Linked DNA regions of Homo sapiens: all the other regions are linked to region 1. A link is a loop called in an ENCODE intact Hi-C map of the cell type or tissue named here. Cell type or tissue: heart left ventricle. All regions are shown on one strand. Links, peaks and the distances in the headings refer to the core of each region. The heading gives the core; the rest is flanking DNA.

Region 1 (10,502 bases), core at 2,503-10,502:
TTCTTTTTTTCTGACTGTCACAGGGTATTGAGTACAAAGTTGGGAAATTCCCATTTGCTGCTAACAGCAGAGCTAAGACAAATGCTGACACAGATGGCATGGTGAAGATCCTTGGGCAGAAATCGACAGACAGAGTACTGGGAGCACATATTCTTGGACCAGTGAGTATTGTAAAACCAGAGAAATCCCATTAAGATTTCTAGAAAGCATTGCTGTTTATTAATTATAAACCACCTGGTGTTAGTCTGAGGTTGCTCATTTCCAGCAAAACTTTGAATATGGCTCTCTGTGCATCATTTCTAGAAGGATACCAGCAGCACTCTCACAGTCTTGCCCACTGTATCATCTACTTTGTCCTGCAGCCAAGATTCTCTCTTTAAAACATACACCAGATTATGCCCCTTAAAATCCTCCAGTGGTGCTTTTCAACTTCAGATTGTTACATCCAAGGCCTCACTGAATCTGTTTGTGCCTACTTCTCTGACCTCTTCTTTTTCTGCTCTCTTTTACTCATTAATGCCATGTCACATGGGCCTTCTCTCATTTTCACAACAGACCAAATATTTGCATTTTAGGGCCTTTGTGCTTAAGATACCCTCTGCTTAGACTGTTCTGCCTCCAGATCTTTGAATGGCTGGCTCCTTATTATTCAGGTCTCAGCTCAAATGTTACCTCCTAAGGGAAGCCTTTCCTACCACTGAGCCTAAAGTATGTATCTTTCTTGTAGATATCTCTTGTATCTGATGTAACAATAATGAGAATAGAATATTTGAGTGCTGTGTCACTTTAGTATACATTTTGTTATTTTTACATCAGCTTTTTGAAATAGGTGCTGTTATTTTTGAGGTGAAGAAACTGAATGAAGCACAAAGAACCAATGAATGGTTAAGGTAGTAAGTGGTAGATATGAATTGAAGGCCCTTTGGCTCCAGAGCCCAAGCTCTTCTGTGTCACCTTTTCTATTAAGCTTTTCCTGACTTTTCTTCAACTGATAAAGAAACAGATTTAAGGCGTTTTTAAGATCTAAAAGCTTCCCCTCAACAATTGCTATCCTATTAGCATGTAGTTTTTGCCTTGGAAGCAAATTTACTTGGCTTGTTATTTTAAAGGGTGCTGGAGAAATGGTAAATGAAGCTGCTCTTGCTTTGGAATATGGAGCATCCTGTGAAGATATAGCTAGAGTCTGTCATGCACATCCGGTAATTATTAACAACATATAGAATTGATGGTTGCCTAAATTTTCTTCTGACCCACAAATATTTGGATTTTAATTTTAAATTTCTTCCCTTGCAGACCTTATCAGAAGCTTTTAGAGAAGCAAATCTTGCTGCGTCATTTGGCAAATCAATCAACTTTTGAATTAGAAGATTATATATATTTTTTTCTGAAATTTCCTGGGAGCTTTTGTAGAAGTCACATTCCTGAACAGGATATTCTCACAGCTCCAAGAATTTCTAGGACTGAATTATGAAACTTTTGGAAGGTATTTAATAGGTTTGGACAAAATGGAATACTCTTATATCTATATTTTACATAAATTTAGTATTTTGTTTCAGTGCACTAATGTGTAAGACAAAAAGCTACTTATTGTAGCATCCTGGAATATCTCCGTCAACTCATATTTTCATGCTGTTCATGAAAGATTCAATGCCCCTGAATTTAAATAGCTTTTTTCTCTGATACAGAAAAGTTGAATTTTACATGGCTGGAGCTAGAATTTGATATGTGAACAGTTGTGTTTGAAGCACAGTGATCAAGTTATTTTTAATTTGGTTTTCACATTGGAAACAAGTCAGTCATTCAGATATGATTCAAATGTCTATAAACCGAACTGATGTAAGTAAACGGTCTCTCACTTGTTTTATTTAACCTCTAAATTCTTTCATTTTAGGGGTAGCATTTGTGTTGAAGAGGTTTTAAAGCTTCCATTGTTGTCTGCAACTCTGAAGGGTAATTATATAGTTACCCAAATTAAGAGAGTCTATTTACGGAACTCAAATACGTGGGCATTCAAATGTATTACAGTGGGGAATGAAGATACTGAAATAAACGTCTTAAATATTCATTTACTGGTTATCATGAGTACGTGTTGAGATGGTCATAGTTTTTTTTATGACTACTTCTAGTGTATATTCTAATTTCTTTTCTAGGCCTGAATGTATCTTTATTTTCATGTTATAGGACAATATTAAGGCATTTTAAAGGTCATCATCCTTTCATCTATTTTAGATACACCTACTAAATGTTTAATATATACTTTTGGAGAAGTACAACATAAGGGAGTCTTTAATCTGTGTTTTCCTTGGCTGGGTTAATGACTGTTTATTTAAAGAGTGTTGTAAAATTGGATGTGTGGTGTTTAAAATGGCCATGTCCTGAGGAAACTTAAGTAACAAAGTACTAAATGCTAAGTAGGCTTTTGCATATTGTAACTAAATTTAAGAATAATTCAGATTAAGTAGTTCTGAAATTTGGTATAGATAGCATAGATTGTCTCATGCTCATGAGTGACATAATGACCCTGGATTCTGTTACATACTTCTAAAGAAAATTGATTGTTGTCTTAGGAGGCAGTTAACTTGGCTGAACACCAACTCCACACTCTGTCTTGTTTGTAGGTGGCAGCAGCTGAAATCTCTTCTCAGTTGTTTTAGCTTTAGCTATGCTGCTGGAAGTCTTTCCCATGCAAGTGTGTAGTTCAGGGGTCAACCAGAGTTTGGGCAGAAGGAAGTCTGCCCCTTCTGTGCCTCCTGTTTTTTGGGGGTTTCCCCTTTATGTTCCAGCTGTTGTGGTTGCCCCATATTCTGCCTTCTGATCCTTAACCAATAAAACTTGGCTTTTGTTTCCCCCTCAAGTGAGAACCCGTTAAAAATGAGACATTGAGCCAGTGCTGTTCACTTTTTAAGTGCCAACTTCCCTCTACTTTCCACTTGTTTATAGTTGTTTCCAGTGCCTTTAGTTTTTTCTAAAATATATTTGTTCAGAGTTTGCAGTTGCTATCAGCAGGAGGGTTGGTCTGATATCTGTGTGCTACTTTGCCATTATTGGAAGTGAACTCTGCATCTTTTTAAAAATTTGAAATCCCGGTATCATGTGAAGTGCTGTTTATGTAAATCTCAACATATCCCTTACTCAGGGAAAAAAAAGTTTTTAGTTAGGGAATAGTGAAATATAATTTAATATGGAATTCTAGCTGTAGAGTTAAATCCATCTTTAAGTGTTTACATTCAGTATGAGAATGCAAATTTATCTGTATGGGGAATAAAGTCCTAGGAATAAAACAAGTTTTAAGTGTTCACTTACTGTTATCTACTAAGCTGTCAATATTTTTGTGGCTTGTGAAGAGTGAAATTAATTGTCCACTTCATTGAACTGATTAAAATTAGTAATTTCAACTGGCTGGGAGCGGTGGCTCACTCCTGTAATCCCAGCACTTTGGGAGGCCGGGGCGGGCAGATCACCTGCGGTCAGGAGTTTGAGACCAACCTGACCAATGTGGTAAAACCCCATCTCTACTAAAAATATAAAAATTAGCCAGGTGTGGTGGCAGGCCCCTGTAATCCCAACTACTCAGGAGGCTGAGGCAGAATCACTTGAACCCAGGAGGCGGTGAGCTGAGATCATGCCACTGCATTCTAGCCTGGCGACAGAGCGAAACTCCGTCTCAAAAAAAAAAAAAAAGTAATTTCAAAGTGAGATCTTTAGTTGTTTAGCTGAAAAGGAATGGAGAGTGTTTCTACTGTTCTAAGTAAAATACTACATAATTGCTCTAGTAGATGATGGGGTATGACCATTTTTGCTAGTTATTGGGATTTTTTTTTTTAATTAAGTTCTGGGGTACATGTGCAGAACATGCAGGTTTGTTACATAGGTATACATGTGCCATGGTGGTTTGCTGCACCCATCAACCCATCATCTACATTAGGTATTTCTCTTAATGCTATCCCTCCCCCACCCCCATCCCCTTGTCCATGTGTTTTCATTGTTCACCTCCCACTTACAAGTGAGAACATGTGGTGTTTGGTTTTCTATTTTTGTGTTAGTTTGCTGAGAACGATGGTTTCCAGCTTCATCCATGTCCCTGCAAAGGATGTGAACTCATCCTTTATTATGGCTGCATAGTATTCCATGGTGTATATGTGCCACATTTTCTTTATCCATTCTGTCATAGATGGGCATTTGGGTTGGTTCCAAGTCTTTGCTATTGTGAACAGTGCCTCAATAAACATACATGTGCATGTGTCTTTATAGTAGAATGATTTATAATCCTTCGGGTATATACCCAGTAATAGCATTGCTGGGTCAAATGGTATTTCTAGTTCTAGATCCTTGAGGAATTGCCACACTGTCTTCCACAATGGTTGAACTAATTTACACTCCCACTAACAGTGTAAAAGTGTTCCTATTTCTCCACAGCCTCTCCAGCATCTGTTGTTTGCTGACTTTTTAATGATTGTCATTCTAACTGGCATGAGATGGTATCTCATTGTGGTTTTGATTTGCATTTCTCTATTGAACAGTGATGATGAGCTTTTTTTCATGTTTGTTGGCTGCATGCATGTCTTCTTTTGAGAAGTGTCTGTTCATATCCTTCACCAACTTTTTGATGGGTTTGAAGTTCTTTGCAAAAATTTTCTCCCATTCTCTAGGTTGCCTGTTCACTCTGATGATAGTTTCTTTTGCTGTGCAGAAGCTCTTTAATTAGATCCCGTTTGTCAATTTTGGCTTTTGTTGCCATTGCTTTTGGTGTTTCAGTCATGAAGTCTTTGCCCATGCCTATGTCCTGAATGGTAATTGCCTAGGGTTTTTATGGTTTTAGGTCTTACGTTTAAGTCTTCAATCCATCTTGAGTTAATGTTTGTATAAGGTGTAAGGAAGGGATCCAGTTTCAGCTTTCTGCATATGGCTAGCCAGTTTTCCCAACACCATTTATTAAATAGGGAATCCTTTCCCTACTGCTTGTGTCAGGTTTGTCAAAGATCAGATTGTTGTAGATGTGTGGTGTTATTTCTGAGACCTCTGTTCTGTTCCATTGGTCTATATATCTGTTTTGGTAACAGTACCATAAAAGTGACAAATTATTGCTTTGGGCCAGAGGAAAGTTATTAACTTACAGCTGTTTACATAACTGTTGTCCAGGCCCAGCTTCAGATGCAGCTGTGTTGGATGTGTGGGTGGTTGTTAAGCAGTCCACAGAATAGTCTTGCTCTAAGAATGTGTGAAAAAAACACATAGGGGCTAGCCTTTTATACAGCTAGTTAGGCAATAAAGTTGACATGGGCCTGGCAATTACTTTCGTTAGATTAGTTGCAAAATCACATAAAATACAATACAAAAGCTGAGAAATTAGAGCATCATTCTGTGCTCTGTAGTATAAAATACAATACAAAAGCTGAGAAATTAGAGCATCATTCCGTGCTCTGTAGTAGCATTGCTCAATTGGCAGGAGCAGTATCCATAAACTCTGGCCTGATTTAACTGAAACCTTCCCCTCAGTAACCCTAGTCCTTTTCTAGGTGGTAATGACTACAAACCCTAGTACATCCTGCTGATTTTCTAAAATGTTGCTTTTTCTCATTCCTAGAGCAAGGAATACTTACTTACAGGAGTTTTGATGGCTGGAGCAACTCAGCAACCATTGAAATAGTGATGGTAGCATAGACTATATTTGTCCTCCTTAACCTCAACCTGGGAATCCCACTGGGAGGTGATTGGGAGGAGGGGAGTCAAGGGTGTGGAGTTTTGGAGGATGTTTACCTGTCAAATAAATATAATAGCTTGTTTATAGACAACATAAATTAGGGTCTTCATGGACGCAGTAAACTTGTTTATAAATCCACGTTTACAGTGAAAAAAGGGATTCATCAACAATCAGTGAAAGTAACAAGTACACCAAAATATATACAAAAGCACTGTACTTTATTTAACTCCATACAAAATGTGATTAAAAACATTAAATAGGTGATGTTTTATTTTGAAGAGCATTAAGTCAGTTTTTAAAATGTAGTTGTTTTACCTTGTTCACCTCAGCCATTTTTTATTCTCCTCTGTTACAAGCATGTGCTATACACAGCAACTTTCTGGCTTATATCCTTTAGGAGTGAACGGACTTCTCCTTCCAGTCTTGCTAATTCTTGAGCTTTATCTTCTAAGTATCTTTGATTGTCTTCATATTTTCTTTCTAAATCTGTGGGGAGATATATATATATAAAGTCTGAGCAATTTATACTATGATGATCTCAAGACAAAGTGAATATATTTTTCACTTTTAAATAAACTATGGATGCCTTAAAGTAATTTAAAAAATAAGCCTGTGTGAAAAGACCCACCTTTGAGCAGTTGCAGCTTGCTATTTGCTTGAGCTAAAAGAGTTTTTGCTTCATTTTGTAGCATTTCGGCTTTCCTTCTGGCATCAGCTGACTCTTCAGTTTTTTTGGCAATTAAATTTTCTACTTTTTTATACTTTTCATCAAGTTCACCATCTAAAGTCTATAGTTCCACATTTAGACAGAAAGAAGTGGTAATGTTAGTGTCAGTAATTACATTTAAGAGCAATAGTGTAATCATGGCATGCATTCTGGATTAAGGGCCACCAAGGATATTCACTGGTAAGTAATTTAAAATTTTATCTTCAAACAGTGGAATTGAATGCAAAATTGACATGATTTTAAAGAACATTTCAAAAAATTCTGGAGTTGCAGCAAATCCTTAGGGCTAAGTCCTCATTCTCCTGATTATTACTTTTCTATAGAAAAGTTGTAGCATAATTGTATTGCAAATTACATAGAGAAGCGCAGATTTTTCAAAAGTAGATTAGACATTAGAGAAGCCCATATTGAAGAAGTGGAGGCTCTTTGGATCTTGACTAAATTAGGATTTGTGAAGACTTGCTTATAAGGAAATCAGAGGAAAAAGATTAAACAAAAGATACAGGAAGGAAAGGTGAGATTGTAGCATATGCAAGAAGTGAGTGAGGAGAAGAGAAATGGGGTGTGGGGTTGGAATGCAAATGATTCTTTTTAGAAACTGTTCAAATAGCCATTTATGGAAATTTCATTTCAAGAGATTTTGTTCCTTTCTCTTGTGATAAAATGTCATTATGCAAAATGCCCTGAAGCAGAGTACTTGAGAAATTTGTGTCCTCAGTACTGCAGGAAACCACACAAACCAAAACAGAAAAGACAGCTGTCTGATATTGTGGCAGTGAACTTTTCTCATTGTTTTGTTCTCTTTCCCAACCTAGAGAGAGGTAGGGAAAGTTACTCTTACGTAATGCCCGAAAAGCTACAGTAACTTCCAGAAAATTTTTGAATAGTAGGGAGTTAAATACTGAAATTAGGTCAGTAAATGCAGGTGCCCCCAGGCCTACGGACCAGTTAGGAACTGGGTGGGCAGGCAAGTATTATTGCCTGAGCTCCACCTTCTGTCAGATCAGTGGTGACATTAGATTCTCATAGGAGCACGAATCCTATTGGGAACTGTGCATGCAAGGGATCTAGGTTGTGCACTCCTTATGGAATCTAATGCCTGATCTGAGCTGGAACAGTTTCATCCTGAAACCATCCCCACCCCCGAGTCTGGAAAAATTGTCTTCCAGGAAACTGGTCCTTGGTGCCAAAAAAGTTGGGGACCAGTGATTCAATGGTTTTAAGCCCCACCCCGGCGCCACCAAGTTTTTAATGTTCTCTTTAGAAATAAGCATTATTGAGAAACTGAACATGTGTTTCAGTTATTACATGGCTTCTGATTAAACATTTGGGTTGTGTGAGTTTTTCTCTGCAAAATATAGTGCCTTCGAATGAGAGGTGAGGGGTAGTTAATTCAAAATGAGTCTCAAAGAGATAAGATTTGGTTTCCTACTACCTGTTCTCTGTTCCAACCTGCTTGTAAAATATTCTCAAATGGCCTGATAATTACTATATGCCATGAAGAATTTAACTGACTACCGCACAGAAATAAAAGTTCAATATGACTGGTTTTTGTCAATATAGTTGGTTTAAAAAAAAAAAAAAAGCCTGTTTTGAGACTTCTACCCCTAAGTTAATTCCGTTCTTCTAAACTCTTGTCCAAATTTGGATTTGAGGACATAGGTCATACTTATTAGATATTTCCATATTCTTTCCCATCCACACTTCTAAAGACGGCTGTTGCAAAACAGGTCATTTGATATTTCTGATGAATTCTGTTTCTGTTAGGTCCATGTCCCTTACTCTAAGGCAGGCAAGGAGGAGACTGGTGGCTCCTTTAACAACATAGCTCTGAAATTACAAAGATTTACGTACCTTCTTAACATCTTCTGCACTTTGCTTCACAGTATATACTACTTTTTCAATATATTCTGCCTCCCCGGAGTTTTGGGCAGCTTTCCGCTTAAGTTCTTCCACATTCCTCTCTAACTCGCTGATGCGCTGGGACGCGTTGAACAAGGTTTCCTCAGAAGCTGCTGTTTCAGACTCAATCTAAAAGCATGTCAATTTTCCAGCAAGACATTAGTTTAAGAAATGGAATTACTATGAGTACAAGTTTGGAGGAAGATTTAAAAGTCTGCTGTGCCATTTTGCTCTAGACCAAAAGAAGTAATTACTAAAAAGAATATTTCAGGAAAAGTTACATGAAGTATCTAACTTTAGTCTTTGCTACATTTCATATATTCACTTCATTCTTTCAGTACTTCTGATGATCTAAGCTGAGATTGATGTAAAATTTTTTCTGACAGTAAAAAAAAACAAAAAACCCCACCTCCCCAAGGAGCATGATGTGTTGAGAAAGCATTTTAAGGACACCTGCAAACTTTGGCTAAAGAACATTCACAAATAAGCAGCTGTGCGAAGAGGGATTTCCACATAAATTTCCAACTTAATGTGAGTGGGAAAATAAATGTTAAACTCTAGTAGTGGAGATTTCAGCTAATTACTGAAGACATGGAGACTAGGGATGTTCTTTGAATTTCTATAGAATTGTGAGATGATGTATGGTCTGGGAACGTTACAGCTGTAAACTCTAAATACACAAAGTTATTTAGGGAAAAAAAAATATCTGGGCAACTGGTGAGGATCCACATCTGATCTCCTTTCAAAGTAGAATCAATAAACATTGACTTTTAAAAGCTAGCCAAAGTAAGCAGTTGAGCCCATGACAAAAGAATCAATTTCACTGAGCACTCAATTTTTCTTTAAAATGATCTTCAAGGATGGGTCTAATTACATAGAATTAACTGAATAACAGTACTGCTATAATGAAGTTAATAAGGGTCAGTATAAGACATAGGCTAAAATTTGTAAATATTTCAAACCTAAGGACCCTTTAATTAGAATAAAATTCTTAGAAATTATAATTCTTAGAAGATAAAGTTTGAGTGAATTGTTTCTGATAAGCTTTCATGAACACAGTTTAGTTAGAGGTTCTCTTTGTTTCTTATTGTTACTAACCTAAAACACTTCCTGCCCCCTAGGGCCCCTGAAAAACAGAACCCCAATTATTAACTTGCATCATCAAGCCACATCTCACCTATAATTCAGTATTTTCTAATTTGCTTTTCAGAACAATTTTTTTCAAGAAACAGGGTCTTGCTATATTTCCCAGGCTGGAGTGCAGTGACTGTTTGTTTACAGGCATGATCATAGTGCACTATAGTCTCAAACTCTTGGCCTTAAGTGATCCTCTCACCTCCACCTCCCAAGTGGCTGGGACTACAGGCACACACTGCTGCACCTGGCTTTCAAAACAATAATTTCTACAGTCACTGACATAATATTCACTAAAATATTAACAGCAAACTGAGAAAATGGAAAAACCTAGAGATCGAAACATCAAAATATTTATAGTCTGGTGGGAAAACATAATTTTTCTAAACTTGAACAAATAGCCTGAAGAAAAAGTCTTATTGATACTCGAAATTTAAGGAGGAAAATGGACAGAATTATTGGCCTTCATTTAACTGACAGCAATAGAATAGGGGAACACAGGTTTTTACCAACTAATGGTAAGAAAAGCATGTTGAAAATTCATCTTCCCAGGTTTTAAACACATGGAGGATTGGCCTGAGAAGGCTGACAATGCTGGGTATGGGAGCATTTAATTTCAAAGTATATTCTGAGAACCTGTATAGGGATTAGATAACTCATCAATTTTCTTCATTTTTTAAAAACTCGTAAAATTGGAACGAAAACATTAACTTTCTGAGAAACAAAAGAATTTAATGGAATTATGTTTGCATTACTTCTTTTAAGAGATAAAGAGGATTTTTAGAGCAAGGTGCTAGATCCCTATGAAAAATTCGTAATGAGTACTTTTAATATCTGGTAGTCACAGTATATTTCTTATAAAAAACATTAAGTTTTCCATGCATTCTAAACAGAACAGATTGTTTAGCTATAAGTGCTCTATTAGGTTTCTCTAGAATTGGGTATTGAAAGCAGACTGACTGTTCTCCCATAGTTTCCAAAACTACTATATAGTAAAATGTTTGATGACCAAAATCTTGAGACATTGGCCTTCTTAAC
Region 2 (8,000 bases), core at 1-8,000, 93 kb after region 1:
TATGCTGGACCCATGCAACAGAGTACCAAACAGTTACTTACAAAGATAGTACCTATTTCTGTGATTTAAAAGGGTATGTGTGGTTGTAGGTGGGGAGCTGTAGGGGGAGTAGATTCCAATGACAAAAAAGTATGTAACTCATGTATATATAATTTTTGAGGAATTAAAAAGGGCCACCCAGAAATTATTTTTATAGCTCAAAATATTAAAAGATAGCTGTTTCTTCTTTTATGATTTTACTCTATAATGAACATGTATAGTCCTTGTTCTAATACAATATTCCAAAATTATAGGCAACCAAGCTCTGTGTAAAATAAATTTTAAGATAGTTTCTTGTGGATGTATTTTCAGTAGTGATCCTTTATGTCGGGCAATGTTCACATCCCCAAGAAAAGAGTGTCTTCTGGCCAGCTAAAACTGGGAAAAATAAATCAAGCTTGCTGATATTCTGTAAAATATGCAGGTACTTTCTAGAAACTAGAGTTCGTTTGAGTTGAGTAGGAAGTGTTATGGTCTGTTTGGGTTTGGATGCAATGTTACAGTAGCCACGATTAATTTTTGTTAGCCACTTCCTGTGCTCATATGTTCCAATCAAAATATGTTTAGCTGTGTTGAGTTGAGAAAGTTGTTTTTTTTTCCTTACAGAGAAATGTTTACACAAATGTTTAAATCTTTCAAATTGTCTACATATTATTCATCTCCCCAAAGTGGGTTAAAAGAAAATTGAGTTTAAGGAGAAAATTTAGTATAGACATTTCTATTTATTTGCTGTATACAATGTATGATTGCCGTATAGGAATGTATGATTGCTGTATAGGAATGTATGATTGCTGTATAGAATGTATGATGGCAGTCTGAAGGATTGAAGACTAGAACTGGTTGTTGTTTTTTTTTTTTTTCTTTTTTGAGACAGGGTCTTGTTCTGTCACTAAGGCTGGAGTGCAGTGGTGTGATCTCAGCTCACTACAACCTTTGCCTCCCTGGCTGAACTGATCCTCTTACCTCAGCCTCCAGAGTAGCTGGGACCACTGGCGTGAGCCACCACACCTGGCTAATTGTTGTATTTTTGTAGAGACAGGTTTTCCCTATGTTGGCCAGGCTGGTCTCGAACTCCTGACCTCAAGCAATCTGCTAGTCTTGGGCTCCCAAAGTGTCAGGATTACAGATGTGAGCCACTGCGCCCGGCCTAGAACTGAGATTTTAAAAAGGAAAAATTCTCATTTAAGACATCCTATCAGTCATATCTAAATAGGTTGGCTTCTTTACACTGATCTGTAAAAAAATGTTAGATTTCTTGTTTCCAAGTAAAAGTAATTGTTCTCTTGATCCTGAATACTTAATCTTTTCCATTCATATTTTGCCTTCCCTAGATGAGTCACAATGCAGTGTGTCTAACACAAAGCTAAACCTGAATGTCATAAAGATCCCAGTGTTTATCTTTAGATATGGAATGTTTATACAGCTTTCCCAAGCTTTGAGCTTCTTCCCATGGTACGAATCTTAGGAATTCTCAAACAGTGGTTTGGTTGTTAAATATTCAGGCTCTATTTAACTTTCATTTCTAATCCTTTCTAGAAAGTTCGCAGTGAGGTGCTACCTTTAATTGGCTCAATAAACTAAGATTCAAGAGAAAATTTTGACTTAAATTGGATATTCACTTTAACAGAGGTAGTAATCTGGATTTCTGTTTGGGTTATGACAAATTCCTAGAAATTAGTTGTATATCATATACAACTAGTGTTTCCAACCAAGTAGTTATTCTAATAGGTTATTTTTTGTTTTCCTATATAATCAAATAAATTGTTTTGAATAAATACATTTGGTAACATCAAGCTTAACACCTAAAATTTAGCCTACTTTGTTATTTCTATATGTAGTCCTATTTTTAAAAACAGCATGGGAAGTTTTGAAGACTTTTTTTTTTTTTTTTTTTTTTACTTAAGACTCTTAAAACAATCCTATTGAATGTGTTTAATAGCTACAACTGTATATTTGCTTAGTTGGCTAATCTCAAGAAACATGCTAGTCCCCCCAGATTATACAGTTTTGTTCAATAACATTTCAAAGATGAAGTATTTCTATTTGGTTCGCTTTGTCTTTTGTTTTCTTTCAAGCAGAATTACTTCCTGTGAAATGTTTCACATGTCTCAAATATTTGACTTACAGCTTAGGTCATTTATGTAAAGAAATCAGTTATTCATTTTAAGAAAATGATTCACTATTTGATGGTCCATTTAATACAGCCTAAGACCAGTTAAAAGAGAAGTTGTCTTGGAAGAGGGTGCAACAAACTGAGTATAGTCGCAGGGCACATTTCCCATCACACCTGCCTTGCCATTTCTTCCAACTAACAGAGTGGCCCTGGCTAGGTTAGCCTTAGTATTCTTCAGAAAATGAGGGGGTAGGACGAGGGAATTTTTCAAATCTCTTGCATTTTGGAATTTTTTTTTTTTTTTTTTTTTTTTTTGAGATGGAGTCTCGCTCTGTTGCTCAGGCTGGAGTGGAGTGCTGCGATCTCAGCTTACTGCAACCTCTGTCTCCCAGGTTCAAATGATTCCTGTGCCTCAGCTTCCCAAGTAGCTGGGACTACAGGCATGTTCCATCACACCTGGCTAATTTTTCTATTTTTAGTAGAGATGGCGTTTCACCATATCGGCCAGGTTGGTCTCAAACTCCTGGCCTCAAGTGATCCGCCTGCTGCGGCCTCCCAAAGTGCTAGGACCACAGGCATGAACCACTGAGCCCAACCTATTTTGGAATTTCTTAAACCTCTTTCCTGAATGACAGGCAACATCAGTGAGAAAAATCATATGTGAGAGCTGATACCTGCATCTAGTGTCTCTAAAAATTAACCTAGCTGTGTTAGTAGTTTTCTGACAGTCATTTTATATCTTTCCTCATCAGAGGTAATATCTTCAGCTAGTAGATTTTAAGGTTTTTTTCACTATGAATGTTTTATTGACTAAATATTTCAAAGTCTTCACTGTAAGGAAATAACAGTACTAAAGATTAGATTTTAGTTCTTGGTGCCATGTTGGGATGACTGGAGAGAGCTTTGAAATATAGCACACTTAATCTGTTGCCACCTAGTGAATGTGAGATAAAGTGCAGCCAACCTCCTGCCTCCTAGTTTTGGTGTTTGCCATCAAAGTGAACTGTGGTTGTGTGTGGAACTATGTCAGATACTGCTATGAATCTTAGACACTTAACTGTTAGTCACAGAGTTTATGAATATGAAGAAAACACTGTATCTCTGCTCAAAAACTCTGTACATTCTGATTAAATATGTGTAATACATGTTGTGGCAAGCTTACTTTGTATCACTGAAAGCTCGTTCAGCTGGCAGGCTGAATCAGAGGCAGGTTGTTAGGGAGGGGGAAGCCTTCTAGAGTGGCCACTTTTAACATGTAATGAGTAAAGATAAAGATTATATGTAGGTTCAAGTTCTTCAGAAGAGAAAAGCTAGGTGCTGATGGATGAGCAGGTGTTAAGAGACATCCTACCTAGGCTGTTTCATGTTGCAAGAAGAAAAAATAAATTGCTTTTTTTCTGGCTCTCTTCCAAGGGGAGAGAAGAAACAGGGTGGAGGGCAGGAAAGGTGAAAGAACAAAACAGGGGACTGTCTTCTCATAAAATTGGAGTCAATTTATGGAACTAATACTTAAAGTGAATAAGTATTTATTTAGAGTGCTCCACACTGTGCTACATTCTCTAAAGGACTTAAACGTGTGCAAATGCATGCTGTGAGTCCTCATAAAACTTGATGTCTGGTTAGAAAAGGCATATCAGCCAAGTGACAATACAGGAACTCCAGAAAAAGGGCTTTGAGTGAGGCTAGAAAAGGAGCCCTAGGGCTATAGGAAAAGGTTAGGTTTGGGAGAGAGATGACAATTTTAAAGTAGGCAGGACCATAGGAGCAATGGTTCAGAAGGAGAATGCAGGTGTAACTTACACAGTGTAATAATAGTGAGGTCTTGAAGGATTCCTGTAATATCTCACTCTTCTCAAAGCTCTTTCATTCGAATTAGCTCTGTAACCCTAGGAGGGAGACCAGGTATATTTATTAGCATTTTACAGCTAAAGGAAATGAGGACATGAAATTCAGGCAGGCTGTGAATCGCCTAAGGTCATGCAGGGGACAAACCATGCTCTTCGCATTTATCACCTGATCCTTGGTCCACTGTGCCCATGCAGCAGGGCATAGAGGACAATTTTAGCAGTTTGGCAAGGAGTTGGGGTACCCGCAAAGAGACTAATGAGGATGCTGGTTCAGCTGCTGTAACAGAGGCCAAAGTCACAGGCACCTAAGGAGATGTGTGCTTTTCTTTATGTGCAAGTTTAAGCTGGTTGTTAGTCCAAAGGAGTCAGACACACACAGTTTTAATCCACAAGGGCATTGTGCCTCCCCACATCTATTTGCCCCCTTCTCTGTGCCTGTGGAGGCTGATCTACATGGGAACATCACCCCAGGCCCTTGGTTTAGCCAATGGGAGCCACCAGTAAGAGACTGGACATGGAGGAGCGTGCCATCAGGGCATCCATGCCCCAATGTCCTCTGCAGGGTTGTCGTGGCTGGTTGTATCCCTTGTCCAAAGATCACAGCTCCTGTTAAGAGGCCCTCCTGGCCAGGCGCGGTGTCTCATGCCTGTAGTCCCAGCACTTTGGGAGGCCGAGGTGGGTGGATCATGAGGTCGGGAGATCAAGACCATCCTGGCTAACAAGGTGAAACCCTGTCTCTACTAAAAATACAAAAAATTAGCTGGGCATGGTGGCACGTGCCTGTATCCTTGAACCTAAGAGGCGGAGGTTGCAGTGAGCTGAGATCGCGCCACTGCACTCCAGCCTGGGCAACAGAGCAAGACTCCGTCTCAAAAACAAAAACAAAAAAGAGGCCCTCCTACACAGTCTGCCTTCAATGTTCAGTTGTCACCCTCTCGCTTTACCCCTCAAACCAAGGGTGGGGATGTCCCCTGCCTGGTGCTGGCTCTGGGATGCTGTATTATCTTTTATGGCTTTCATCCACCCTACCCATATCTTTGTAAATAGCTCCCTTATGGAACTGCCCCAGGTGTGTCCCGTGTTTCCTGGTAGGACCCTTACTTGTACAGTCAACCAGGGACCTGTTTCTTCCACCTTGTTTCACAGTATTATCTTCATGTGCATGGGGATAGCCGGCTCTCCATATTCCCACCCAATTGAAGGTAGGGGGGAAACAAATGGAGGGTGTTTTTGTTTCCTCTTGTTGCTGTAACAAATATCCACACACTTAGTGGCTTTAAATGACATAAATTTATCTCATAGTTCTGTAGGTTAAAAGTCCAATTCAGGGCTAAAATCAATGTGTTGGCATAGTGGTATTCCTTCCAGGAGGCTCTAAGGAAGCATCTCTTTCCTTGCTTTTTCCAGCTTCTAGGGACAACTTACCTTCCTCAGCCATTGGCCCCTTCCTTCATGTTCAAAGCCAGCAACATCAGGTCAATCCTCCCGTGCTGCTGTCCCTCTGACTCTCTCCTGCCTTCTCTTCCACTTGAGAGAACCCTTGTGATTACACGGGGCCCACCTGGAAAATCCAGCATCCTCTCCCCATCTCAAAGCCAGTTGATGAAGACCTTCATTCTGTCAACTTTCCCTTTGCCATGTAACGTAATATATTCACAGGTTCTTGAGATTAGGATGTGGACGTCTTTTGGGGGCCATAATTCTGCCTCTCCCACAAACGACAAACAACTTCCTTTTAGGGTTGTGCCCTGGAAGTTGCACACAACATTGACACTCATCTGTTGGCCAGAATTTAGTCACATGGTCACATCAAACTGCAAGGGAGGTTGAAATACAGTCTCTCTCGCTAGGCAGCTGTGTGCCTGGTTAAAATGTGGAGAAGTCCTATTACCAAAAGGAAGAAGGAGTAGAATGGATGTCAGACAGCAATTTCCAGCCTGAGCCTCATGAGGCTCATGTGTTCTTGCCAGGGTCTGCTTTCAGCTTTCCTTCCCTTCATTGTGCCATGCCAGTGCTTCTGCCTAATTGTTTTCACCTGTTGGGTCTCAGCTGTCCTTCATCTGTGATTGGTTTCTAATCTGGGAGAAGATACAGGATAGTCTCCTTTAATGGGCCACACCAGCTACCTCATGGCAACTTGCTTTCTGATCTTCATATTGATTTTCTGATGTGGCTAGCTGGGTTCCAAATACTTCTACCTGGCCTCTGGGGTTCAAACGTGGGCTCTCTGACTCCTCCCCTCACTTATCCCCTACTCTGGGATGTGCAGATTCCATCCCGACTTCTTCACGCTGGTCCCTCACACACCTTATCAGATCTCCTAGTGTTGGGGAGATGTCATTTTCAGTCAACTCGAATTAAGAAAATGATTAGATTGATGCTGTAATCCCAGCACTTTGGGAGGCTGAGGTGGGCAGATCACAAGGTCAGGAGTTCAAAACCAGCCTGGCCAACATGGTGAAACCCTGTCTCTACTAAAAATACAAAATTAGACAGGCATGGTGGCACATGCCTGTAATCCCAGCTACTCGGGAGGGTAAGCCAGGAGAATCGTTTGAACCTGGGAAGCAGAGGTTGCAGTGAGCCGAGATCGTGCCACTGCACTCCAGCCTAGGTGACAGAGCAAGACTCCATCTCAAAAAAAAAAAAAAAAAAAAGAAAAGAAAAAGTATGCATGTTGTTGTTGCATATAAATATTATCAATTGACTACATATAGGTTCTTTACATCCTTTAATTCTTTTTATTTATTTATTTTGGCTACTCACATTAAATCCTCTTAGATGGGAGGCAGAGCTGTGCCTTCTACAATGAAAGCTGATGGAACCTCCTATAGGCAGAATACATGGATCTGAAACCAAAAGTGGAAATGCATGATACTGATCACAATTATATCCGAATGACTCACAAGCAAAAGGTTCCTTTTTGTACCTGTGACTTTGGGCCCTAATCTCTAAGGAAGTGTGTTTTTACTCGATAATATAATGGTTGTTCCACTGAATTAGAATATGTACCAATACCCAGCTATTTCAAGCTGTAAAGGATAAACAGGCAAAAAAGGGGGGTGTATAATTTTGGCTGGTGTAATTGATCCTGACAAAGATAAATAGAGCTGCTGGTTCACAGTGGCAACAGATGGATGTGACTAGGACCAGAGGGACCATGGAAGGAGCAGTAGAGAAAGCAGATCTTAAATCCCAGTGAAAGCCTCCTGAGTGGTTACAAAGACAAAGTCTACATCCTCAATCTGTGTTTCTCAATATGCTATGTTTTGTGTGTATTTATATTTTTAATTATAAAATATATTTCATTTTTATCTCCCTTTCCTCCCTCAGTAGTCTATATTTGGTATTTGTTGGTGGTTAACTTTACAATTTTGATTATAAGTTGCAGTATTTCCAGAAGGAATTATTAGCTGAAGTGCGGAAGAAGTGGACCTCAGCTGGAGGCCAAGGTTTCAGAGCTGGATGCACTTGGTGAGTGATGAGACTGTGGGTTGGTTTCCCTTGAAGACAATGTGGGTGTGCTTTCATTTGGCTGAGTGCTATATTTTGTTTGGTAGAAGCACTTATTTTTACTTTAGAAGGGAAAATGGGGGACGGGCATGGTGGCTCACGCCTGTAATCACAGCACTTTGGGAGGCCGAGGCGGGTGGATCACCTGAGTTCGGGAGTTTGAGACCAGCCTGACCAACATGGAGAAACTCTGTCTCTACTAAAAATACAAAATTAGCCGGGCGTGGTGGCACATGTCTGTGATCTCAGCTACTCGGGAGGCTGAGGCAGGAGAATCGCATGAAGCCGGGAGGCTGAGGTTGCGGTGAGCCGAGATCACACCATTGCACTCCAGCCTGGGCAACAAGAGCAAAACTTTGTCTCAAAAAAAAAAGGAAAATGGGATGAAGAATGTATTATGATATTTGGAAGTCAAAGAGGTTAACTTTATTCATATTGATTACATTTAATAGAAATTTATAATTTTTTTGATACCTGGCATCAAAATC
Region 3 (8,000 bases), core at 1-8,000, 66 kb after region 1:
TTTCAAATAATTCAAGCTGTTCCACAGAGACTCTTCTTGCAAGGAAAATGTCTAACCTCTAAAATGTATACTTTTCCCCACCCTACTGGATAAGTAAACTGTTTCTCTTTAGAAGCTGATTATAAACAGGCCTAAATAGCAAACACACTTTCGTATATTTAGTCACCATGTCCACTGTAATATGAGTGGCAAGTTTGAGTGCTCGTTCCTTCATTCGTTCATTTAATCATTCAATAAAGGTATGACTACCTCCTTAGTATCAGCCAGTGGACTATATGTTGTATATGTTATACACAGTCCAATGAGGTGCAGATATGGGTGTCAATAATTTGCAATATGCTATGTCAAACACCATAGTAGGGTTGCATGCAATGTGCTTTGGAAAAGCAAGAGGAAGAAATTAATAACTCAAGAAGCTGGAAAATCGAGCAATTCCACATTATTAGGTATACACCCGGAAGAATTGAAAACAGGAACTCAAACAGACACTTGTACATGAATGTTCACCACAGCAGTATTATTCACAATAGCCAGAAGGCGGGAACAACCCATGTACCCATCAACTGATGAAGATAAACAAAATATGATATATACATGCTGTGAAATATTACTCAGCCATAAAGAGGAATGAAATGCCAATACATGCTACAACATGGATGAACCTTGAAAGCATTATGCTAAGAGAAATAAGCCACACAAAAGGACAAATATTGTGTGATTCCACTTGTATGAAATACCTAGAATTGGTTAAGTAGACAGAGACACAAAGTTGATTAGCAGTTACCAGGGGCTGGGCAGAGGGACAGTGGCCACAGAATTTCTGTTTGGGGTGATGAAAAAGTTCTGGAAATAGACAGTCTTAGTGGTTGCTCAACATTGTGACTATACCTAACACCATTGATTTATACACTTAAAAATGGTTAAAATGGTAAACTTTCTGTTATGGATATTTTACTGCCAAGAAAAAAAAAGCTAGGAATACTTCACAGAGAAGAAGGCATCAAATTGGATCTTTTTTTGAGGCAGAGTCTCGCTGTGGCCCAGGCTGGAGTGCAGTGGCACGATCTCAGTTCAATGCATCCTCCGCCTCCTGGGTTCAAACAATTCTTCTGTCTCAGCCTCCCGAGTAGCTGGGATTACAAACACGCACCACCACGCCTGGCTAATTTTTCTATTTTTTAGTAGAGATGGGGTTTCACCATGTTGGCCAGGCTGGTTTAGAACTCCTGACCTCAGGTGATCCACCTGCCTTGGCCTCCCAAAGTGAGGGGATTACAAGTGTGAGCCCCCGCGCCTGGGCCAAACTGGATCTTAAAAGGGCAACAAGGTGTTTTCCAGGCAGTGGGTGGAGGCGGCTGCACGTGGCAGAAGAGGTTGGTCGGGGCAGGTAAGAAGTTGCCATGCTAAGGGACTTACGTTTTTGCAAGGAAAAGAGAACACTAAAAAATTTAAGTGGACAAATGAAATGATCAGATTGCACTTTAGAAAAATAACTCTTGTGGTAGTTACTGGACATGGATGATACAAAACACAGGAAAACCAAGTGAAAGAAAAAAGATGACGGTTTTAACCTGAGAAATTACAATGTAGATAGAAAGGGATGGAACTGACCACTCTGAAAATTTAGTGACAGAAGACTCTATTGAATTACACTTGGTGATCAATTAGATTGTAGTGGAAAAGGCAGGGTGAGGAAAGAAATACAGGCACCTGAACTTGGGTAGCCAGGTAGCTGTGTTGCCAATGACGACAACGTGGAAGAGGCGTGAAAGCATTTGGTTGTAGGCTAATTAGTCACATGTGTGATGTCCACTTGGAGACACCCATCAGACACTTGGAAAAAGTGGTCTGGCACTCAGCTGCAAGAATGGAGCTTGAAACATGAATTTGGGAGTCACTGCACACACATATTTGAAACCTCCAAGTATATGATGTCTCAAACAAAAAAAAAGAAAAAAGGAATGGGTAAGATAAAGAGAGCCTAAGTCTGTGCTCTAGAAAAACGTATCAACCAGGGGCTAGACAAGGAAAACAGAGTGGTGCCAGTACCCCTCATTACATTCTTTACTTTAACTCTCTATAATTTGGGCTGATTTGTGTGTCTGCAAGTTTCATATGCTGAAGACCTAACTCCATACTTCAGGTCACTAGATGTGGAGATGGGCTCTTTAAAGAGGTGATTAAGGTTAAATGAGGTCATGAGGGTGGGCTGTAATCATATGTCTGGTGTCCTTATAAGAACAGATGAGGACACACACATGCACAGAGGGAAGACCATGTGAAGACACAGGGAGAAGACAGCCATCCCGAACCAAGGAGAGAGGCCTCAGCAGAAACCAACCCTGCCAACACCTTACCCTGAGATTCCTAGCCTATGGAACTGTGAGAAGACACATTTCTGTTGTTTAAGCCACCCAGTCCGTGACACTTTGTTATGGCATCCCTAGGAAACCAAGGCACCCTCACAACACATTTGTCTGACAAATGAGAAAATTGAGGCTCGGAGACACTGACTTGCTAGTTACAGGCAGAGCTTAGATTCAAATCCATTCCTATCTTTCTCCCTCACTGGCTGAAGGCACAGAAGACTGAAAAATGAGTGTCAGAGGGAAAAGAGAAAAAAAGGCAGTCTTCTGAAACCAAGGCAGGAGGGAGATTTAGGAGGGTGTAGTGAACAGGGTCAACTGGAAGTAAAAGATGAAGCAGAAAGAGCGCTGAAAAATAGGCAAACAGGCAAAGGTTTTGACACTAACCAACACAGTGATGCATTTTGGGGAATTGGAAGTCAGATTACAAGGGAAAAAGATCAAAGGAAATTTCAGCTGACCTAGAAAACAGAACCTAAATAAAGACACTTACTTCCGAATTAAAACCAACGCTTGACAGAAATTTGGGTGAGGGTTAATGGTGAAAACTAGAAACATGCTTAGGCTTCCTTTAGCCCTCCTTAATAATCCTGCTGAGCTTTTTCTCTGATAAAAGATGTCAAGGATAAGAACATGGACAATTACATTTTGACAGATTCTTTGACTTATTCACTCACTAGCTGCTTAGGTTTATTTTTCACCTACCCAGGAATATAAGAAAATGATACCGTATTCAACTCAAGAGAATATCAGCCTAAGAATTTTAAAGTAAGAGAGAAAAATCCCTAAGGACTAACTGAACCATGTGTGCCACGTACCATGGCAAACTCCCCGTGAGAGCCTGGCTGGGAGGCTTGGGGAGAGGAAGAGAGGGGAAGGTCTAATCGGACTTCTCTGTGCCAATGGCTCTGTGAAAGCCATTTCTGGCTGTGCTTCCTTCTCCCTCTCTTTTGGAAACTTTTAAGTCCCAAAGGACCATTGACGAGTCATCCAATTTCCCGTGGAGTTAAGAAGCTGCTGGAAACCAGAACAACACATTTTACCTAACGAATAGAATCCTTTCCATACTCTCTGCTTAGTCATCAACCTTCCCAGGCCTGCCATTGCTGCACAGTTGCCTCCAAATTTATAATAAACAAAAGACCTATGAGTTTTTTGTGTTTTTTTTTGTTTGTTTGTTTTGTTTTTTGAGATAGAGTCTTGCTCTGTTGCCCAGGCTGGAGTGCACTAGTACAATCATAGTTCACTGCAGCCTTGACCTCCCGGGCTCAAGCAATCCTCCAACCTCAGCCTCCTGAGTAGCTGGGACTACAGGCGTGTGCCACCATGCCTGGCTAATTTTTTAATTTTTTGTAGAGACAGGGTCTTGCTATGCTGTCCAGGCTGGTCTTGAACTCCTGAAGCTCAAGCGATCCCCCCACCTCAGCACCCCCAAGTGTTGGGATTACAGGCATGAGCCACTATGCCTGGCCAAGAGTTATGAGTTTTGAAACATCTAGTAATATAGAAAAACATACTGTGTACATGCTAAATGAGCTTTTGCTAGTCTAAATCCACTTAGCAATTAGCCATCTCTATGGCGAACTTGGGGGAAAAAAATCAACAACCTCAGTTCTCTTCCTGATTTCACTACTGTCAGTGGCTTCACCATCTTCCTAGTTATTTCACTTGACTAACTAATTTTTTTTTAAGTGAAAGCAAGTTTATTAAGAAAGTAAAGGAAGAAAAGAATGGCTACTCCATAAGCAGAGCAGCCCTAAGTAATTTTTGATTCAGCCCTTTCCTTCCACTGTTCTGCTTCTAATCTTTCTCCATTTCATGGTTCAGCTTTTGATTTTAAAGTATCCAAATGACTGCCCTTAGAAAACAGGGGCACCTCATCTTGGCAATGATCCTCAAAGGCAGTTAACAGCAGAGAGTATCAGAGTATGGCAGTGAGTGGACACATGGGATTTGAAAAAGCTTTCTAAGATATTCTTACAGGACTCCTGGGTTGCAGGAAAAGGCTCCCTCCTACTTAAGAATCACAGCCAGTTTTTGCATTAGCAGTAACCCTCCATTAATGCTTCATCAATGCTGACATCAACAGAGCCTCCCAACATGCCCTTTATTCTCGCCATCCCAGTCCTTGCTTTGTATTTCCTCTTGGGCTACCTTCCTGAAACACAGGTCTCATTTTCTTGTCAATGGTTCCCAATTTTTTTTTGGTATTAATTTTTTTTAAAAGATTCAGAAATCTGGATCTTTAAGACTGGCATAAACAAAAATAAAGCACAAAATAACATGATAGCAGCAGTTATTAACTGCAAGAATACAGTAAAAAAGACTCATACTAAATGTTAATGTTTTTGCAACAGAATTATTGCAATCACCTCATAGTGGCAAATTTTGGCAAGAAATGATCATTCATTTCTTATTAAAAATACAAAAAAGAGGCTGAGCACAGTGGCTCATGCCTCTTTTGTATCCCTGCACTTTGGGAGGCAGAGGCAGGTGGATCACTTGAGGTCAGGAGTTTGAGACCAGCCTGACTAACATGGTGAAGCCCCGTCTCTACTAAAAATACAAAAGTAGCCGGGTGTGGTGGTACATGCGTGTAATCCCAGCTACTTGGGGGGCTGAGGCAGGAGAACTGCTTGAACCCAGGAGGCAGAGGCTGCAGTGAGCCAAGATCGTGCCACTGCACTCCATCCTGGGCAACAAGAGTGAAACTCCATCCTCAAAAAAAAAAAAAAAATTACTAAAAGAATTTCTAAGATTAGGCTGGGCGCGGTAGCTCACGTCTGTAATCCCAGCACTTTGTGACGCCGAGGCGGGCAGATCATGAGGTCAGGAGTTCAAGACCAGCCTGGCCAATATGGTGAAACCCTGTCTCTACTAAAAATACAAAATTAGCTGGGCATGGTGGCACATGCCCGTAATCCTAGCTACTCGGGAGGCTAAGGCAGAAGAATCGCTTGAACCCGGGAGGTGGAGCTTGCAGTGAGCTGAGATCGCGCCACTGCACTCCAGCCTGGGAGAGAGCGAGACTTCGTCTCAAAAAAAAAAAAAAAAAAAAAGAATTTCTAAGATTCATCAGTTGTAATGGCTCCCTATTTCTTATAAAGTTCACACTCCCTAGCAAGGAGTCAATGTCCTTTGCATCTAATCTGCTTTTCTACTTTCCTTTCCTTTCCTTCTCTCACTACCCCAAACTCGAGGCAAATCTACATAGCACTTGCTGAGCAAATCCTGACCCACTGTCCCACCACCAGTGCCTTGCTCTCAGACTGTTTCCCTCCGGCCATGAATGGCCTTTCTTCCATCTCCTCCCACTGACATCCCTGCTCTCCCTTCCTGGCCCAGGTCAAGTGCAGTCCCAGTCCTAGGTTTCTTCTTTATTCCAGGCTAAAATTAATCTCACCCTCCTCCAGGCTAACAAAGATTGTCTGAACTTCTGTTGTAGTCATTAGCACATTCTGTCACATACTGTAAGTTATTTGCAAGTATATCTTTCTCCTCTGGAAGACTGGAAGCTCCTGGAGGGCAGTCACTGTGCTATCTTTACAATTTCCCATAAGGCTTAAAGTAGGGTAGTTTCTTACAAACAGAAGATGGTTGAATTCATTTATCCACTTATTCTTTCATTCAGTAAACATTTGTAGAGCAATTACTATATGCCAAGCATCTGCATTTATAAAGACTTTCAGGTTCCCACTATCCGCCAGGGCAACAAGATTATCCCAGTTCCCAGAACAGAAGGGAACAGGCCAGGCGCGGTAGGCACGCCTGTAATCCCAGCACTTTGGGAGGCCAAGGTGGGAGGATCACTTGCGGTTAGGAGTTCGAGACCAGCCTGGCCAACATGGTGAAACCTGCCTCTACCAAAAATACAAAAATTAGCCAGGTGTGGTGGCATGTGCCTATAGTTCCAGCTACTCAGGAGGCTGAGGCAGGAGAATTGCTTAAACCCAGGAGGCGGAGGGTGTAGTGAGCCAAGATTGCACCACTGCACTCCAGCCTGGGCAATAGAGCAAGACTCAGTATTTAAAAAACAAAAAACAGAGGGGAACAGGAGAACATCACCATTCTGTCCTATGTCCTATGATGTAGGTATTATTCCTCTTCCCATTTACCAATGAGGAAGTCACAGCTCTGGCCACACATGCCAAGAAGGAGCAGGCAGGGATTCACACCCAATGTACCCAACCCCATAGATGTTGCTTTTCTCACTGGAGCTAGGACCCGAAGGATGAGTTGTTTTCTCATAAACCAGTGTGATAACTTGTACCTATTCTTTTTCTCGAGACAGGGTCTCACCCTGTCACCCAGGCTGGAGTGCAGTGGCATGATCTCGGCTCACTGCAACCTTCGCCTGCAGGGTTCAAACGATTCTCCTGCCTCGGCCTCCCAAGTAGCTGGGACTACAGGCGCGTGCCACCACGCCTGGCTAATTTTTGTATTTTCAGTAGAGCCGGGGTTTCACCGTATTGGCCAGGCTGGTCTTGAACTCCTGACCTCAAGTGATCTGCCCGCCTTGGCCTCCCAAAGTGCTGGGATTACAGGTGTGAGCCACCACGCCTGGCCCCAACTTGTAGCCATTCTGCATGTCTCAGTTCAATCATCACCCCCGTTTTACCTTCTGCGCCTACACAAGTAAGTTCATCTTTCTCCCACTGTATTCACCTGAATGAGTATTCAACTACAAAACATGTGCCTAAAGGATTTTGGATCTAGATGAACTCAGAACTATCCATGTATATGAACAGATGCCCTCTGCAAAGGAAAAAATAGGATCATAAACATTAATAAAGATGATTTTGAGTATTCTCAGGTGTCACATAACATAAAGGTAACATCCTTGTAGGCCGATGAGCATCAGTTTAATCACCAGATTGTGTGGTCAATGAAGGGACAAGCGGTTGGTGACAAGGAGTAGTTGACAATTTATTTAGTGAAACCTTCCCCACCACTCTCAATACCAGGTGTCACAGTCACAGTGCCCACCTTCCTGCTCCAGCAGGAACAGCAGGCTGCTGGGGAGTGGGCAAGGGGATAAAGGCTCAGAGGCACAGCCCAGCATCCCTCCTAGTTGCATTCTGACTCCCACACCCACCCTAGCTCCTTGGCCTCCCACTTTGGTGGCAGAGACAGTGAGACTTTCATGGCTACCCGCCCACATGGTAAATCTATCCTTGGCACCTTTTCCTATCCTGAGAGGGTGTAGATAAGGTTCCCAACTCCAACTGAAAGCTATTCAAAAGTGATTTTTAATCTGAGAAGCAATAACTAAATTATGGGTTTTCTGTGAGCCAATGTGTACTTTAAGCCATGTGAAGCCTGTCATTTCCAGGCAGCTGCTTAAGAAGAAACAAAGGGACTTTGTACAGAGACATTCCCTAGTTCTGGAGTCATTTTACATCTCTCAAAGAAAAATGATGAGAAAATCCACATTTAAGAAGGCATTACACATTTCTTAAGGAACTGTAAAACTGTTCCTTAAGCTATTATTTAGCTGAAACTAAATAATAATCCCATGGGCTTATTTAGGTGGTAAAGCACAAGTCGAATGATTCTTTAGTTTTCCACAAATCATTCTGGAGTTCAACAGATTGAATCTGCTCACAAATTGTGCAAAACTCTGAAAACCAAAGA

Evidence for each region. A loop is a pair of places that touch in the nucleus more often than their neighbours do. Peaks named below come from ENCODE experiments on the same cell type or tissue, not always from the same donor. Only the 100,000 strongest peaks of a DNase experiment are listed, where the experiment ranks them.
Region 2: it touches region 1 in a loop (1.9-fold over the local background); 10 of 110 quality-filtered maps call a loop at or near these places.
Region 3: it touches region 1 in a loop (2.2-fold over the local background); 11 of 110 quality-filtered maps call a loop at or near these places.

What each region holds. Positions count from the first base shown.
Region 1 is chr7:107,917,901-107,928,402 of GRCh38, forward strand. It overlaps DLD (dihydrolipoamide dehydrogenase), which reads left to right. Exons shown (of 14, transcript NM_000108.5): 12 at 24-161; 13 at 1,110-1,199; 14 at 1,294-3,298. The coding sequence ends at 1,359. It overlaps LAMB1 (laminin subunit beta 1), which reads right to left. Exons shown (of 34, transcript NM_002291.3): 32 at 8,283-8,459; 33 at 6,330-6,489; 34 at 5,899-6,187. The coding sequence ends at 6,051. Among named protein-coding and RNA genes, the nearest start is that of DLD, 32 kb to the left of the region's middle. RefSeq lists an enhancer at 153-552. In heart left ventricle, for the core only: no CTCF peak of the experiment used is centred there; no DNase peak of the experiment used is centred there; H3K27ac peaks cover 1,485 bases.
Region 2 is chr7:108,013,835-108,021,834 of GRCh38, forward strand. LOC107986834 (a long non-coding RNA gene) reads left to right here and starts at 7,106. Exons shown (of 3, transcript XR_001745319.1): 1 at 7,106-7,270; 2 at 7,385-7,473. It also overlaps a transcript of LAMB4 not described here. In heart left ventricle, for the core only: a CTCF peak has its summit at 3,085 (motif pointing left); no DNase peak of the experiment used is centred there.
Region 3 is chr7:107,986,502-107,994,501 of GRCh38, forward strand. The region is part of intron 5 of LAMB1 (laminin subunit beta 1); the gene reads right to left. Among named protein-coding and RNA genes, the nearest start is that of LAMB1, 13 kb to the right of the region's middle. In heart left ventricle, for the core only: no CTCF peak of the experiment used is centred there; a DNase peak (open chromatin) is centred at 3,206; H3K27ac peaks cover 3,279 bases.